Regions from separate parts of the Homo sapiens genome. Here all the other regions are linked to region 1. A link is a contact called in ENCODE Hi-C or POLR2A ChIA-PET data. All regions are on one chromosome and are shown on one strand. Each heading gives the region's core, a stretch centred on a gene start or an enhancer-like site at or near the end of the contact. The rest is flanking DNA. Distances are from core to core; before and after follow the strand shown.

Region 1 (3,535 bases), core at 760-3,259:
AATGAAGGTCCTAGAGGCAGGAGTTTGAGGGAGCCGATTAAGAGAGAATAGTCCACTAGTGTGGGGGAGGTGACTATGGAAACAGGGTGATTTATTTTCATTTCCTTTCTTCACGGTTCCATTTCATTCTGCAAATTCCCTGCTGCAATGCTGTATCCCCAGTATCTAAGCCCAGGCCTGGCAATTAGAGCACAATACATATTTGTGGATTCAGACTTTCAAATGCACGTCCTTGTGACATCCTTCAAACAGTGTACTGGTCAGGAACTCAAGAGTATGGTACATTTAAAAATCAAATACTATATCAAATTTGGAGAAGCATAACCATTAAGGTAGTGTATTTCAACACTGGTAGGTGCACAAAGCCTGCTCTCTAAAAGAAGCAAGTGGCCGGGTGCGGTGGCTCATGCCTGTAATCCCAGCACTTTGGGAGACGGAGGCGGGTAGATTACTGGAGATCCGAGTTCAAGACCAGCTTGGCCAACATGGTGAAACTTCGTCTCTACTGAAAATACAAAATTAGCCAGGCATGCTGGTGGGCACCTGTAATCCCAGCTACTCGGGAGGCTGAGGCAGGAGAAGCACTTGAACCTGGGAGGCGGAGGTTGCAGTAGGCCAAGATTGCACCATTGCACTCCAACCTGAGCAAAAAGAGCGAAACTCCATCTCAAAAAAAAGGAAGTAAGGGAAGTAAGTAACTCAGCTGGCAGGGTCTGAATCAGAGTGGATCACTTTCTCTGAGCTGCCCTGGCACAGCCCAATTGTACCTATGTCTCAGGCATGGTCCCCAGTGTCAGCAGACACACTGATCCTGGTGGAGGGAAGTGCACATCGTGCAAGGCATTCCCATAAGCCACCGGACAGGTGTTCAACTGCCCTCTGGGTAGCCTGACCCTGAATGAGTTTAAATAGAAACAAATAAAACCTAGGATCAGAAGGTTCTTATATTGTACTTAAAGTGGTTAGCATTTGTAGTAGGTTATCAAAGAATATTGTACAACATCTTTCCCTAGGGAACTTTAAGAATAGGATGGCTAGATCCTGCAGTCTGAGATATTTTTGTCTCTATAATAACACCTTAGCACGGTATCACAGCTTATAGTACGTGCCTCGAGGCCAGGCATGGATTAGATACCCTTCTGAGGCCATCTGCTCCCTGGATTTGTTTCAAAGGAATGAAACACGAGGTGGAAAGGGAGAGAGATAGAGAGCTAGAGAGAGAGGAGAGAAAGAGAGACCGATCCACGGACCCTATTAACAGGGTGAAATCTGCCTAAACTAGGAAGCCAGAGGAGTAAGACCCTGATGGAAACCACGCTTGCCTGTCGGTCCTGATTTTGCCCCAGTCCTTCAATACGCCTCTCACGGTTTGTGCTACGGTCTTCTGTGCGTTCAGGGGTGGGCTGGTTTATGTCAACATAGTGGGTTTACTGTAAAAATCATTATTGGTACTTTTGGATGTGGCTTTTCTATTTAAAATAATTAAAACCAACGAAGCTTTTTCTTTCTGACCCAATTCCTGGCTGTCCTCTGCTTTGGTGTCTTCAGGCCAACCCTGGGCTCTGGGAAGCTCTAAGGATGGAGCCTGTCTCCTCCACCTGCTACACGCAGGGCAAGAGGGCCAATGCGCACCCCGCCACGGCCAGGAGCCTCATTATTCTTTTTGTTTTAATTCCCCTGTGTGGATCCAAATGGCAGTCCCAGGCCCATGGATAAGCAACAAGTGGCTGGAGGAGGGACAAATCGGGCTCTCCGCGTCGCTCCCCGCCTGCTTCCTACCCGCGCCGCCGCCCACTGCCCCGTACAGGGGTCGCAGCCGTGGAGCGTGGGAATGGGACAGTCCCATTTTACAGCTCTCGTTCATCCCGCCTGCGGCAGGCGGCTCCTGACAGGGAAGAGCAAGCTTTCTGGACTTCCCCACCCGCGGTCCCACCGGGCCCGTGGCGCGCCCACGCCTCCTCCCGGGCCCCTTACCTCCCGCGCGCGGCGGGCGCACGCACCACCTGACTCGCGTTCTCATTGGCTGCTGCCTGTTGCTAACCCACGTGACCGGAGCCGCGCGCCCCGCCCCCGCGGGCTCCCGCTCGGCCGGCGCGTTCCTGCGGGCGTTCGCTGGCCGGCGTCGGGCTCCGAGCCGCGGGTCGCTCGCCTCGCCGGCTTCGCCCCGCCGCGCCGCTGCCGCCGATGCCCACAAGGTGGCAGTGCCGCGCTGCGTGTCCCGTCGCCCGGGTCCGCGCGAGCCGCGCCAGGCGGCCGGTGCCAGCGCAGCCTCCCGCAAAAGTTTCCCTGCTCCGGAACGGACCGGGGCATCGCACTCTCCTGGCGGGCTGGTGACAGTCCTCCCGTTCTCGGGTTGCCTCGGGGCGATTTGCACTTCACAGCCCCGCTGGCGTCTCCTGGCGTCCCGAACTTGGGGCCTGTCACTGAGGCAAGTCGATGTTTTCAGGAGTGTTTTGTTTTGTTTTGTTTTAGGATCTGTACGCTAATAATTGATCCTAAAGAGGCAGGCAGACACCCCGACAGCGACACCTCGTCTCTCTTCTGGGCGTCCGGCTGAGCTTGCCTCACTGCAGAAGCAACCGATAGCTTCCCTTTGCGCTGGTGGAAGACACAAGCCAGCAGCCCTTCGGAGGGGCCTCCCCGCACGCGCCTCTTGGGATCCTGACTTGCTTAGGAAGAGGAGGGCACGGGGAGCCTCCTGCTCTGCAGCTGTCCCCAGGATGCCCTTAATTCCCGGGACAGGAGAGATAAGCTCGTCTGACCTCAGTTGACCTCGCCGCAGGCGCCAGGCGTCCTCATTTACTGCGAGGCATTGGGGAGTCTACTTTTCTCTCTGCTCCCTGGGATTTTTTTCCTTACGTCACTTTTTTCCTTGTTGGCTTGTAGCTGGTCTGATGTCCCCTTACTGCTATCTAAACCGCCCCCCTCTACTCCCTGCTCCCACCTAGGCACGCGTTTGCCACTCTCCATTTTTCCTTTAAAGAAAACGTTCTGAGAGCCCTTTGAACCCAGCTGACCCTGGGAAAGGGCAGGTCCGTGGATGTGAAGGCAAGTCCAGCAACTGGGGCTGCACTTACCTACATGTGAAAAGGAAAGAGAAACACACCTTGCCTGCCCATTGTCTACACCACGAAGCCCGGATTCCATTCCCTGGTAGTCAGGCCTTTCACACTGGGCTGCCCTCCAGGTAATATCCAAAGATGCCCCCAGCCTACTCCAGCCCCTAACAGGACACTCAAAGGGACTCTGTGTTCGTGACTGCTGGAATTTCTGCTGAGACCCCAACACAGAACAATATATGGGTCAAACAACTCCCACCCCCATTCTCAAGTGAGGTATAGACCCTCTCTGGGGTGTTGTTAAGGGACCGACACCAGCCTCGCCTTGGGGTGATACGATAGGAGGCTAAGGATGCAGGAGAGGCCAGCAGTGGGTCTTTCTTTTTAGAGAGGTGTCTATATGTTTTGCTTCTCCACCTACCTCAAGATAAATGACTTGGGCTCCAGAGAACTCCCTGAAGAGCTTTAGGTGTCTC
Region 2 (3,454 bases), core at 895-3,394, 590 kb after region 1:
TCAGCCACAGATGAGGGAGGGGACTTGCAGAACTTCAAGGAAATCTATGAAGGGAAACTGGAGAGTGATACAAAAGCCTGAGTTAAACTGCATAAAGAATAGTTTGCAATTCTACATACCTATCATTTGCCAGATAGTTGCAGAGTTGGCCCCAGTAGATTTCCATATGTTGTGCTAAAATCGCACTGGAGGCTGACTGAGCATTTGTGGCTTTTCAGAGATGCCAGTTTTGGTGAGGGGGTTGGGGGTTGCTGGGGGCAGTCACCTGCATCGTGCAAGGATAGAAATAAATGATATCATCCCTAGGGCACAGAAAGCAGAGCTGTGGGGGCCTCTGGGTCGTGTCCCTCCCCGCTGCCACTCCTGCACACCTGTGCTAGCAAACACTCCAGATTCTGGTCTCTGGGCCCACCCGGAGCCTGTGCTGTTCCTCGACTTGTAAATTTTAAAACCTTTTCTTTCTTTTTTTTTTGATATAGAGTCTCGCTCTGTCATCCAGGCTGGAGTGCAGTGGCACAATCTTGGCTCACTGCAACCTCCACCTCCCCGGTTCAAGTGATTCTCCTGCCTCAGCCTCCCGAGTAGCTGGAACTACAGGCATGTACCACCATGCCCAGTTAATTTTTTTTTTTTTTTTTGTATTTTCAGTGGAGGCAGGGTTTCACCGTGTTAGCCATCTCCTGCCCTCATGATCTGCCCACCTTGACCTCCCAAAGTGCTGGGATTACAGGCATGAGCCACCGCTCCCGGCCCTAAAACATTTTCTTTTGCAGAGTGAAAGACCAAGTAATCTGGAGTCCACCAGCCCTCCCCTCACTTGTGTACAGCAGTTTGGTCACTGCAGAAACATCCACCCTGGCTGGTGGGTAAATACCCCATAAGACAGAAAAATGACTTCCTCCAAGGGACTCCTGATAATTAGACAAGACAGTGGAGAAATTCCTTCCCTGAGCCCCTGATTTCAAGGCCATGGCTACATCCATGATAAGGTATGTTTCTGCTTTGCTTTCTCCAGAGAATCAGGGAGAAATCCCACTCCATCCCACCACTACAGCCCCCGGCTCGTGAGCAGAGCTCACGAGGTGGTGGTACCTTCTCCATCCCCACGCCTGGGGCACAGGGAAGAGCAAGGAAATTCTCAGAACAATGCAGCATAAGACATGATTTCTCCATGGGTCCCAACCTTCCCTTTCATGGGTCTCCAGTCCTGCCTCCCATTCTGCACTCTGCACCCCCATCTTTGCAGAGCCATCCCTAAGTCACACGCACCGTGGAAGAGAGGAGACAGGGTAACAGCACTGTGCCTGCCACCTGACCACAAGCCCAGGCAAAACTGTGGTTTGACCCACATGGGGCGGGCAGATGGCTCTGTTAATGCCTGTGCTTCCCTCGGACCGCTCCAAGCCCTAAGGCATGAGGGAGGATCTGTCAGCACAGGCAGCTCATCCACCCGGCTCTCACCACCCAGTTTCAGCAGGACTGAAAGACCGCGGTGCACTTTTGCTTCCCTGGACACTCAAAAAGCTCAGTGATGTTTATTTTCCTTTGCTCAGTCTCCTCTTTTCACCACCAGGACAGTGTGAAGTCAAAAATCTGTGCTCAGCACAAGACACAGCAGAGAAAGAGGAAGAAACTGGCACAAAATATTTTCTCCAGCGTGCTGCCTGGGGAGCCTGGCTTTGACTTCGACATGTGCTGGAGGTGTGGTGTCCAAAGTAAACCTTTTGAACTGTTTTTTTGGAACCTCCAAAAAGACCTCGCACATCAAAGGGGATCTGATCCCCCATGAGGTGCATAGCAGGCATCGTTAAGCATTTTGCATGAATCAAACACCTTCTGAAAAAGAAAGGAAGCCCAAACTCATAGCACATGGCCAGCCCGTGTCCCCGACCACAGGCAGCCTCGAGCACATGCTCACCACATGGCTTCGCCTGGTTGGGTGGAATCAAACCCTGCAGAGGCACAGGGGCTTCTCCATCACAGGAGCCGCTCTCTGTGCACTCCCAGGCTGGGATACAATGGGGCTGCTTGTTGGAGCAGCCTCACGACCCCGGCCTAGGCCCGCCTCAGGGGAGCCCAGGCAAACTCTGACTCCAGTCACAAGGGGAGCCCTGCTGGGCCGCCCCACCCCAAACGCCGAGGCAGGATGCAATCTGGGGCTGAATACAGAGTCCAGTGTGAGTCCTTGGCACGGCGCCCAGAAAGCCACGCAGCAGCGATGGGCTTGGTGGAGAATTCCAGGCTCTGAAAGAAAGCAGAGCAGGGAACAGAGCCGGAGCCTTGAGCCTCTTCTGTCATCTTCCCTCCTGGAATTCATTCGGCTTACCACAGGCAGCTGCAGCCATGGGCAGAGCATGAGCTCAAACTTCAGAGGCCATGGTTGCCCAGACAGTCCCAGAAACTGATGACACGTGCTTCTCTTGACCTGCCTGAGGAGGAAGGAGCTTTCAGGCCCTTTCCCAACAGCTATGCTACCTGCACAGTGGCAGCCATCCTTTGAGGGCAGAAGGAAGGGATTTAGAAATCACTTGTGCCCTCTCAATAACCTTCAAAGTGCCCGGGAGACACCAAACCTCAGATTTCACTGGAGGTACATACAGCAGTTTTTAAAACAAGATTCTGGGCCGGGCGCGGTGGCTCACACCTGTAATCCCAGCACTTTAGGAGGCCAAGGTGGATGGATCATGAGGTCAGGAGATTGAGACCATCCTGGCCAACATGGTGAAACCCCATCTCTACTGAAATACAAAAAATTAGCCAGGCATGGTGGCGTGCACCTGTAGTCCCAGCTATTTGGGAGGCTGAGGCAGGGGAACTGCTTGAACCCAGGAGGCGGAGGTTGCAGTGAGCCAAGATCAAGCCACTATACTCCAGCCTGGGCGACAGAGTGAGACTCTAAAATTAAAATTTAACATTAAAATTTAAAAAAAAGGTGCTATCATTCCTGACAATTGCCTCTTTAAAAGTCGTCTTCTCTGGTTAGCAAAGTTCTAGGTTCAGGAAAAGAAAAGTGTTTAAAACCACTAATGCAACCTGATTGGTAAGAGTTTTAATTAGCAGTTCCAAAACTGTGCACATTCTGAGCTTTTAATTAATATGCACAATTTCCGTTGCATTTTACTTCAATAAGAGCTATATAAAACCAGTGAGTGGGTGACATTGACATTCCATTCAAAAAAGAACTAGAAGAAGAAGGGGGCAGGAGAGTTGAATTTGGAGGAACAGAGAAGGCAAATGAGTCTCATAATTCTCTAAATTATGCCTTTATAAATAAACATTGTCACCTACACCTCTCATTGGAAGCCCTTCAGCTCATGCCCAATCAACCCCTGGAATCATTTTAACACACTGACACCCTGAACTGTGGGCCCAGACGCTGGGGATGCCAGCCAGATAATCCTCCCCTCATTCCACAAATACGGACTGAGGATGCTACATGCCAGGTACAGGCAGG
Region 3 (3,678 bases), core at 699-3,198, 630 kb after region 1:
GTTACCTTTTCAACCCATTTGTTTACTTATCGACCACTTATGGGTTACAAAGAAAATACACCACGATTTATTGCTTGGAAAGATGATGCAGAGAATTTGAGAGAGAATCACTAATAAATTGATGGAGAAGTGCTTTGTTAATATAGAGTGCTATTGAAATGCATAATGAGGAATGGCCTCTCCAAGGACACTCGCCCAAGAAGAGGCTAGAACTCTGGATGCTCACTCTTCATCTAACAGATCCTGGCATACAAAGCCTGAATACAGCATGTCTTTAACCCCACTTAGGTATTGCCAGAAGGAGTCTCCACTTCTTTCTACCCAGTAGTCTGCATTCAGTTAAGAAAGTACAACAAGAAACAGGGCAGTGCTTCTCAAGGTTTCGTGTACAACAAATCACCTATAATCTTGTTAAAAAGAGAGTTGTGGGCCGGACGCGGTGGCTCACGCCTGTAATCCCAGCACTTTGGGAGGCCGAGGCAGGAGGATCACGAGGTCAGGAAATCGAGACCATCCTGGCTAACACGGTGAAACCCCGTCTCTACTAAAAATACAAAAAAAAAAAAAATTAGCCGGCGTGGTGGCGGGCGCCTGTAGTCCCAGCTACTTTGGAGGCTGAGGCAGGAGAATGGTGTGAACCTGGGAGGCGGAGCTTGCAGTGAGCAGAGATTGCGCCACTGCACTCCAGCCTGGGCGACAGACCGAGACTCCGTCTCAGAAAAAAAAAAAAAAAAAAAAAAAAGAGTTGTGATTCAGTAAGTCTGGGGTGGGGCCTAAGATGTTGCATTACTGATAAGCTTTCAGGTGATGCCGGTGCTGCTGGTCTAAAATTTTGCTCCAACCTAGAGCATATGGAGAGATGCCTAGATTCCTGCAGTAAGCAGGATTTCAATATGCTGGCAAAGACCATCTCTCAAGGAAGTTAACGTTGTGTTTTTGGTTTGGGGTTTTGTTTGTTTTGTTTTGTTTTGTTCTGTTTTTAGTGTTTAAGACACAAATCAAGAGCTTCCAGTTCGGGGTGCCTAACAGGCAACAGGAGATGTAGAATTGGACTTGAGACAAGAGAGTAGGGCTGTGGATGGTTTGGGGAACCATCAACAAAATGTGTAGATAATTCCATAGATAGACTCATAGACAAATAGATGAAATATATGGAAGAGACCTCAGACTTCTCAGTCCAGGGCACATTCTCATGTTGGTTCATGCAAAACTCCATTTTTGATTTTTAAAAAGAAATTCTTTAACTTATTTATTCATTCATTCCCTTTTATCTCCATCCTCCCCACTACAAGCCATTTTCTAATGTGTTTGATGTGTATCCTTCTATTTCGTTAATTTTTCTTATATATAATATTTCATGTGCACTTTTTAATTTTTTATTCAGGTATAACATGGATACAGTAAAGCAAAATAACCTTAAGTATGCAGCTTGTTGAATTTACATGTATGTATACACCTATGTAAATAGCACTCAAACCATGAGCTAGAATATTTTCTGCAGCTCTGTGTTTTTTTGTTTTTGTTTTCTTGAGGAGGAGTTTTGCTTTTGTTGCTCAGGCTGGAGTGCAATGGTGCGATCTTGGCTCACTGCAACCTCCGCTTCCCAAGTTCAAGCAATTCTCCTGCCTCAGCCTCCCGAGTAGCTGGGACTACAGGCACCTGCCACCACGTCTAGGTAATTTTTGTATTTTTTTTTTTCTAGTAGAGATGGGGTTTCATCATGTTGGCCTGGCTGGTCTTGAGATGGAGTTTGGCTCTGTTGCCCAGGCTGAAGTGCAGTGGTGCAATCTAGGCTCACTGCAACCTCTCTGCCTCCTGGGTCCAAGTGATTCTCCTGCCTCAGCCTCCCGAGTAGCTGGCATTACAGGCATGTGTCATCACACCCAGCTAATTTTTCTATTTTTAGTAGAGATGAGGTTTCACCATGTTGGCCAAGCTGTTCTCAAACTCTTGACCTCAAGCAATCCGCCCACCTTGCCCTCCCAAAGTGCTAGGATTACAGGCGTGAGCCACCACACCCACACCCGACCCGCTGTGCATGTTTTAAATTTACGTAAGTGACATTGTGCAAAAGAGAGCATTATGTTTCTTACCTCATCCCACGAAACAATGTTTTCGAGGTTGATGTGTGCTGCTGTGTTTACATGCTATTCATTCCAGTTGCTTCCGATTGCTTCATGGTGTCCCTATTATACATCTGCCACATTTCATTTGACATTCCTCAGTGAAGGATGTTCAAATTGCTTCCAACTCTCTTTTCCACAAATAACACTGGAATGAACATCCTCATTCATGTTCTTTTATAGACCCATAGGAGATTTTTTTTTCTGTGATTTATAAGTAGGAAAGTGAGTACTGAGTCATAGAGTGTACACATACTTATTTTAACTAAGAATTGCCAGATTGCCTTCCAGAAAGGCTCTACCCATCTGCACTCACAAATACTTTATTCTGTAGTCAAATTTATGTTTCCTTTTAATTTGCACTGTGTTAAGCTGGACTCAAGGCAACTAGGTTTTATTAGGGTTACATTTAGATTGTGCCTATGAATGGCAATTCATTCAACCTCTTAAAAACTCTTTACTGAGCACCCACGATACACTAGGTACTCTTCTGGGTGCTGGAAATATAGCTGTGAAGAAGATAAAATCTCAACCCACATAGAATTTATTTTCCAGTAATTAAAACCATCCAGTGAATAAGATCACTTAGGAAGAGAGAATAGAGTGAGTAGGAAACAAAACCAAGGATGGAATTCCAAAAAAAAAAAAGATTAAAGGGTTGAGAAACAATGGACATGGTGGCTCTTGCCTGTAATCCCAACACGTTGGGAGGCCGAGACAGGAGGATCACTTGAGCACAGGAGTTCAAGACCAGCCTGGGCAACACAGTGAGACTTTGACAAAAAATGCAAAAAAGGCCAGGCATGGTGGCTCATGCCTGTAATCCCAGCACTTTGGGAGGCCGAGGCAGGCAGATCACCTGAAGTCAGGAGTCCGAGACCAGCCTGGCCAACATGATGAAACCCCGTCTCTACTAAAAATACAAAAAATTAGCTGGGTGTGGTGGCAGGCATCTGTAATCCCAGCTACTTGGGAGGCTGAGGCAGGACAATCGCTTGAACCCAGAAGGTGGAGGTTGCACTAAGCCAAGATTGCACTACTGCACTCCAGCCTGGGTAACAAAAGCAAAACTCCATCCAAAAAAAAAAAAAAAATTAGCAAGGCATGGTGGCATGTACCTTGTGGTCCTAGCTACTCAGGAGACTGAGGTGGGAGGATGGATTGAGCCCAGGAGGTAGAGGCTGCAGTGAGCCATGATCGTGCCCCTGCACTCCAGGCTGAGTGACAGAGTGGGACCCTGTCAAAAAAGAAAGAAAGAAAAGAAAAGGAAAGAAAGGAAAAGAAGGAAGGGATAGAGAGAAAAGGAGCCCTGTAGGGAGTCAAAAATATTGTTCTGAGAAGTATCAAGAAAACCAAGAAAAAGTGATGACAGAGGAACCAAAAAAGAGAGTTTCAAGTAACGTACACTCTTCAAGAGGTAATATAACTAAGAAGCTGTTGGTCACCAAAGAGGCTGTGGCACAGCCATTGGTGGAGAATGGGAGAATAATGGAGTAGTACACAGCCTGTGGTCCTCAGCCATGTTCACTCTGCCATGGTAGCAATGTCCCTAGAC
Region 4 (3,304 bases), core at 99-2,598, 570 kb after region 1:
CATTGACAACTAAATTTCAACAAGAGTTTTGACAGGGACATTCAAACCACAGCAGTGATCCAAACCTTTCTTTCTCCGTGCCAGTCCAAGATCAACCTAAAAAAAGACTACCTGTCCTGTAGATACATTTCGTTGGGTTTAGAGAGCTGGTGGTGGGAGTACAAACCACTGCACAGTCCGAGTTATCAAAATGAGGTTTAGTTGTAGGGGAAGTGGATTGTTGACAGTCTTATCAAATTCCCAGGCATTTGCCTGTAAAATGAGATCACTCTAAACCTGGAGAACATTTCACTTGCAGAAGACATTACTCCCCCATTCATTTGTAACTATTTTGTGTCCTGTGCCTTCTATTGGAACTTTTCTCCCTGCCTTTCCCCTTCCTTCAATCAGTGATTCCCACCTAACCTGCAATATTCAAAACCATTCCTGATTGAGAACCACTGTTAGAAACACAACATCAAACTGTAAAATTTACAGTGACATTCAGCTGGATTTTAAAAACCAACTCCTTCAGGGCCCTTTCTATGTCCCTGTTTTCACAACAGAATTTATCACTTTCTTCCCTAAATCTCTGTGTGGTGTTCCTGGGCAAACACATCCATCATACCCAATTAGGCAAAAACAGACAAGAAAATCCAATTCTCTCCTCTTTCCTTCCTCCTTTATACTGAACTGCGACTAAAAGCAGCACTCACTATTAGTGATACTAATTTGGTACTTAATTATCCTCAGGCTTCTGTCTTCCCCTAAATCTGTTCACCCTTTACCTCTGCACTTTGTCACCAATAACTGACTAGAAGCTCCATATGAAAGACCCGTACCTGGGCCAGGCGCAGCGGCTCACGCCTGTAATCCCAGCACTTTGGGAGGCCGAGGCAGGTGGATCACCTGAGGTCGGGAGTTCGAGACCAGCCTGACCAACATGGAGAAACCCCATCTCTACTAAAAATACAAAATTAGCCGGGCATGGCGGTGCATGCCTGTAATCCCAGCTACTCAGAAGGCTGAGGCAGGGGAATCACTTGAACCTGGAGGCGGAGGTTGCGGTGAGCCGAGATCGTGCCACTGCACTCCAGCCTGGGCAACAAGGGCAAAATTCCGTCTAAAAAAAAAAAAAAAAAAGAAAAAAAGAAAGACTCATACCTGCTCGATTCCTCCTGGTCTCTCCCGACACAGTGGTACAGACTTAATAGCTCTCAGTACCTATTGGGGTGAACTAACTAGCTGACTCCACTTCTGACACTTCCATACAGATCTGGGGAGTGACGGCAAACCTCCACTTCAAACCTGGTTTCTTGAGCAAGCCATTTTATTTATGGACAGGACACCAGGGGCACAGTGAGTGTTTACATGTGTATTTTAAGTCAGCATGACTGTGCGATTCCTGTATCTCCTGGGTGTTGCCTTTTCTCTTTAAAGACGGCATTCCTGCTTCACATTTTACTGTCACGTAAGACATACTCTAGCCTCTATAATGGGTGCCGAGAAGTGGATATTGTAGCCCCAAGGGTTTTTAAGCCCCCTGATGAACACATCATTACGCATTCACAACGGTAAAGTGCATTGTTAGGTTTTCAGCAGCCTGCAAGAGAGACCCTGCTGAGCAGGATGGAGAAAGTTGCGGCAATTAATTGGTAGAGTTGAATTGTTAACATTCTCTCAGTGTTCCCAGCACAGGGCTCTTGACTGGCTTGCTGGAGAAAATAACTGGGGGTGGGAGAGAATGAAGGGTGGAGTAGAGGAGAAACAAACTCTCATTAAAACCCCAATCAAGCCATTTTAGCACTTTTTTTTTTTCCACAAGGCATTTCCTTTGAATCTAGAATGCTATACTTGTTGAACGCTATTATCATAACAAATCGCTGCTCTTTCCTAAAACTTGAAATTATTTGCTTTCCTTGGGAGATTTTTGTGTAGGGTGTGTATTGGGAAGCTCATATGCTGGATTCCCAAGAGGATATATGTTTGCACTACAGTCTCTGACAATATGCAATTCTGTACAGGTACACACATATGTAGGTATATTGTGATACCAAGACAAGTGTGCTATAACAGAACAGGGACTCCTATCATAACATGTTCCAAGTTGTGTCCATTTCTTTCTCCTCTTTGGAGTATTGGGCTGAAAGAGAAATGGGTATTTCTCAAAAATGATCTGGCGAGTGCCCAGAAAACCTTTTCGCATATAAAGGTTGCTGTCATAGTGGACGCTGGTGACAGTGCGTGCACAGGTCTTCTTTCCAGAGCTCCCTTCCACTCCTGCCTTGGTCACAGGGAGCTCCCGGTAGCCATGCCTGTTCAACACGGCCCCATACTCCGAGCCATGTTGACTGGGACCAGAGTGAGCACCAGACGCGTGCCAGACCAGTGAGAATCTCAAATTCCAGACCCCAGGACTTTGGAATAGCAAGAGGTAGACACTAAGGTGTGTGTTTTCTATCAGATAGACTGAGGGGCAGATAAAGTCATCCAGCTAAGAGAAGAAAGGAGAATAATACAAAAACAGATAGAAAAGGGAGATGGAGAGAGAGTGCTGCCTACGTGCCCAATGGAGCATCCTGTCTCTAGGGCTGACCTGTCCAGCTGACGTCCGCATTCATGGATTAAGGACCTTTCCGCTGATGTTCAGGAATGAAAAAGAAAAGCCAGGAAAGAAAATCCCCACTGAGAATCCTAAGAAGTAAATCTTCATCTTGAAGAGAAACATTCCTATGCCTCCTACATTATTTCTACCTCCTCCAGCAGCAAATTTCTAGCAACAAAACGTATCATCAAACACATCTTATTCAGGGACAAGTGTCAGTGTGTTGTTGTCATGATTAAATTTGACTCATAGGTACTCAAAGATTTCATGTGCTATATATTTATCTACTTCTGTTATTGAGAAACTTGGAGGAAAAGACTAACTCTGTGTACAAACTCAATGCATCCCTAAATATCGATATTTTGTAGAGGTGGGGTAATTTTTACGGCATTGAAAGAACTGCCTACCCCCAAACATCCCCTACCCTTCCTAGTCAATGTGTTGCTATTTATAAATTCCATTGTTATAGTCATTCTTCTATATTAATGAGTCCTGTCCTCTGTTTTCAAAAATTTTCTTTTAAGACGTAAATATCATGTAGAAGATTTTACACACTAAACCCGTAACACAATAGCATGAATTCACTCATCAGATTAGTTAGTTGGTATTTTAAAAGCCTGAGGATCAAGGTTAACAGATGGTAATCTTTAATGGGCAAGAAAACAGATTTCTCTCACGTTGGAGAGAATTACTGGGTCTCTGTGTATGTGTGAGGGTCTA

What was found. Hi-C counts contacts between places; a loop is a spot of excess contacts on that map. ChIA-PET counts read pairs that join two places held with the same protein, here RNA polymerase II (POLR2A). Pooled maps may share reads with other maps.
Region 2: a loop to region 1 is called in a map of dorsolateral prefrontal cortex, with 3 times the contacts of the local background. The contact joins two enhancer-like sites. A Hi-C loop is called at or near these places in 8 of 168 maps with a recorded cell type or tissue (CD4-positive, alpha-beta T cell, IMR-90, Right ventricle myocardium inferior and 5 more), 2 of 37 single-sample maps with no recorded cell type and 15 of 50 pooled maps. POLR2A ChIA-PET finds 5 or more read pairs at or near these places in 1 of 52 experiments (activated CD4-positive, alpha-beta T cell).
Region 3: a map of IMR-90 shows a loop between it and region 1 (7-fold over the local background). The contact joins two enhancer-like sites. A Hi-C loop is called at or near these places in 2 of 168 maps with a recorded cell type or tissue (CD8-positive, alpha-beta T cell and IMR-90) and 11 of 50 pooled maps. POLR2A ChIA-PET finds 5 or more read pairs at or near these places in 2 of 52 experiments (AG04450 and BJ).
Region 4: a map of PC-9 shows a loop between it and region 1 (23-fold over the local background). The contact joins two enhancer-like sites. A Hi-C loop is called at or near these places in 2 of 168 maps with a recorded cell type or tissue (PC-9 and naive thymus-derived CD4-positive, alpha-beta T cell), 1 of 37 single-sample maps with no recorded cell type and 6 of 50 pooled maps.

What each region holds. Positions count from the first base shown.
Region 1 is chr6:14,209,107-14,212,641 of GRCh38, forward strand. No RefSeq gene overlaps it. Among named protein-coding and RNA genes, the nearest start is that of LINC01108, 75 kb to the right of the region's middle. RefSeq lists silencers at 729-778, 1,869-2,308 and an enhancer at 2,559-2,618. Within about 2 kb of position 2,010, at least 30 of the 41 ENCODE cell types and tissues checked have a DNase peak (open chromatin) inside an H3K27ac peak, as active enhancers do; they include PC-9 and dorsolateral prefrontal cortex, where a contact is called at or near this core.
Region 2 is chr6:14,802,712-14,806,165 of GRCh38, forward strand. No RefSeq gene overlaps it. Among named protein-coding and RNA genes, the nearest start is that of JARID2-DT, 440 kb to the right of the region's middle. RefSeq lists an enhancer at 1,673-2,508 and a silencer at 2,027-2,321. Within about 2 kb of position 2,145, at least 10 of the 41 ENCODE cell types and tissues checked have a DNase peak (open chromatin) inside an H3K27ac peak, as active enhancers do; they include dorsolateral prefrontal cortex, where a contact is called at or near this core.
Region 3 is chr6:14,839,988-14,843,665 of GRCh38, forward strand. No RefSeq gene overlaps it. Among named protein-coding and RNA genes, the nearest start is that of JARID2-DT, 400 kb to the right of the region's middle. Within about 2 kb of position 1,949, at least 2 of the 41 ENCODE cell types and tissues checked have a DNase peak (open chromatin) inside an H3K27ac peak, as active enhancers do.
Region 4 is chr6:14,776,288-14,779,591 of GRCh38, forward strand. No RefSeq gene overlaps it. Among named protein-coding and RNA genes, the nearest start is that of JARID2-DT, 470 kb to the right of the region's middle. Within about 2 kb of position 1,349, at least 2 of the 41 ENCODE cell types and tissues checked have a DNase peak (open chromatin) inside an H3K27ac peak, as active enhancers do; they include PC-9, where a contact is called at or near this core.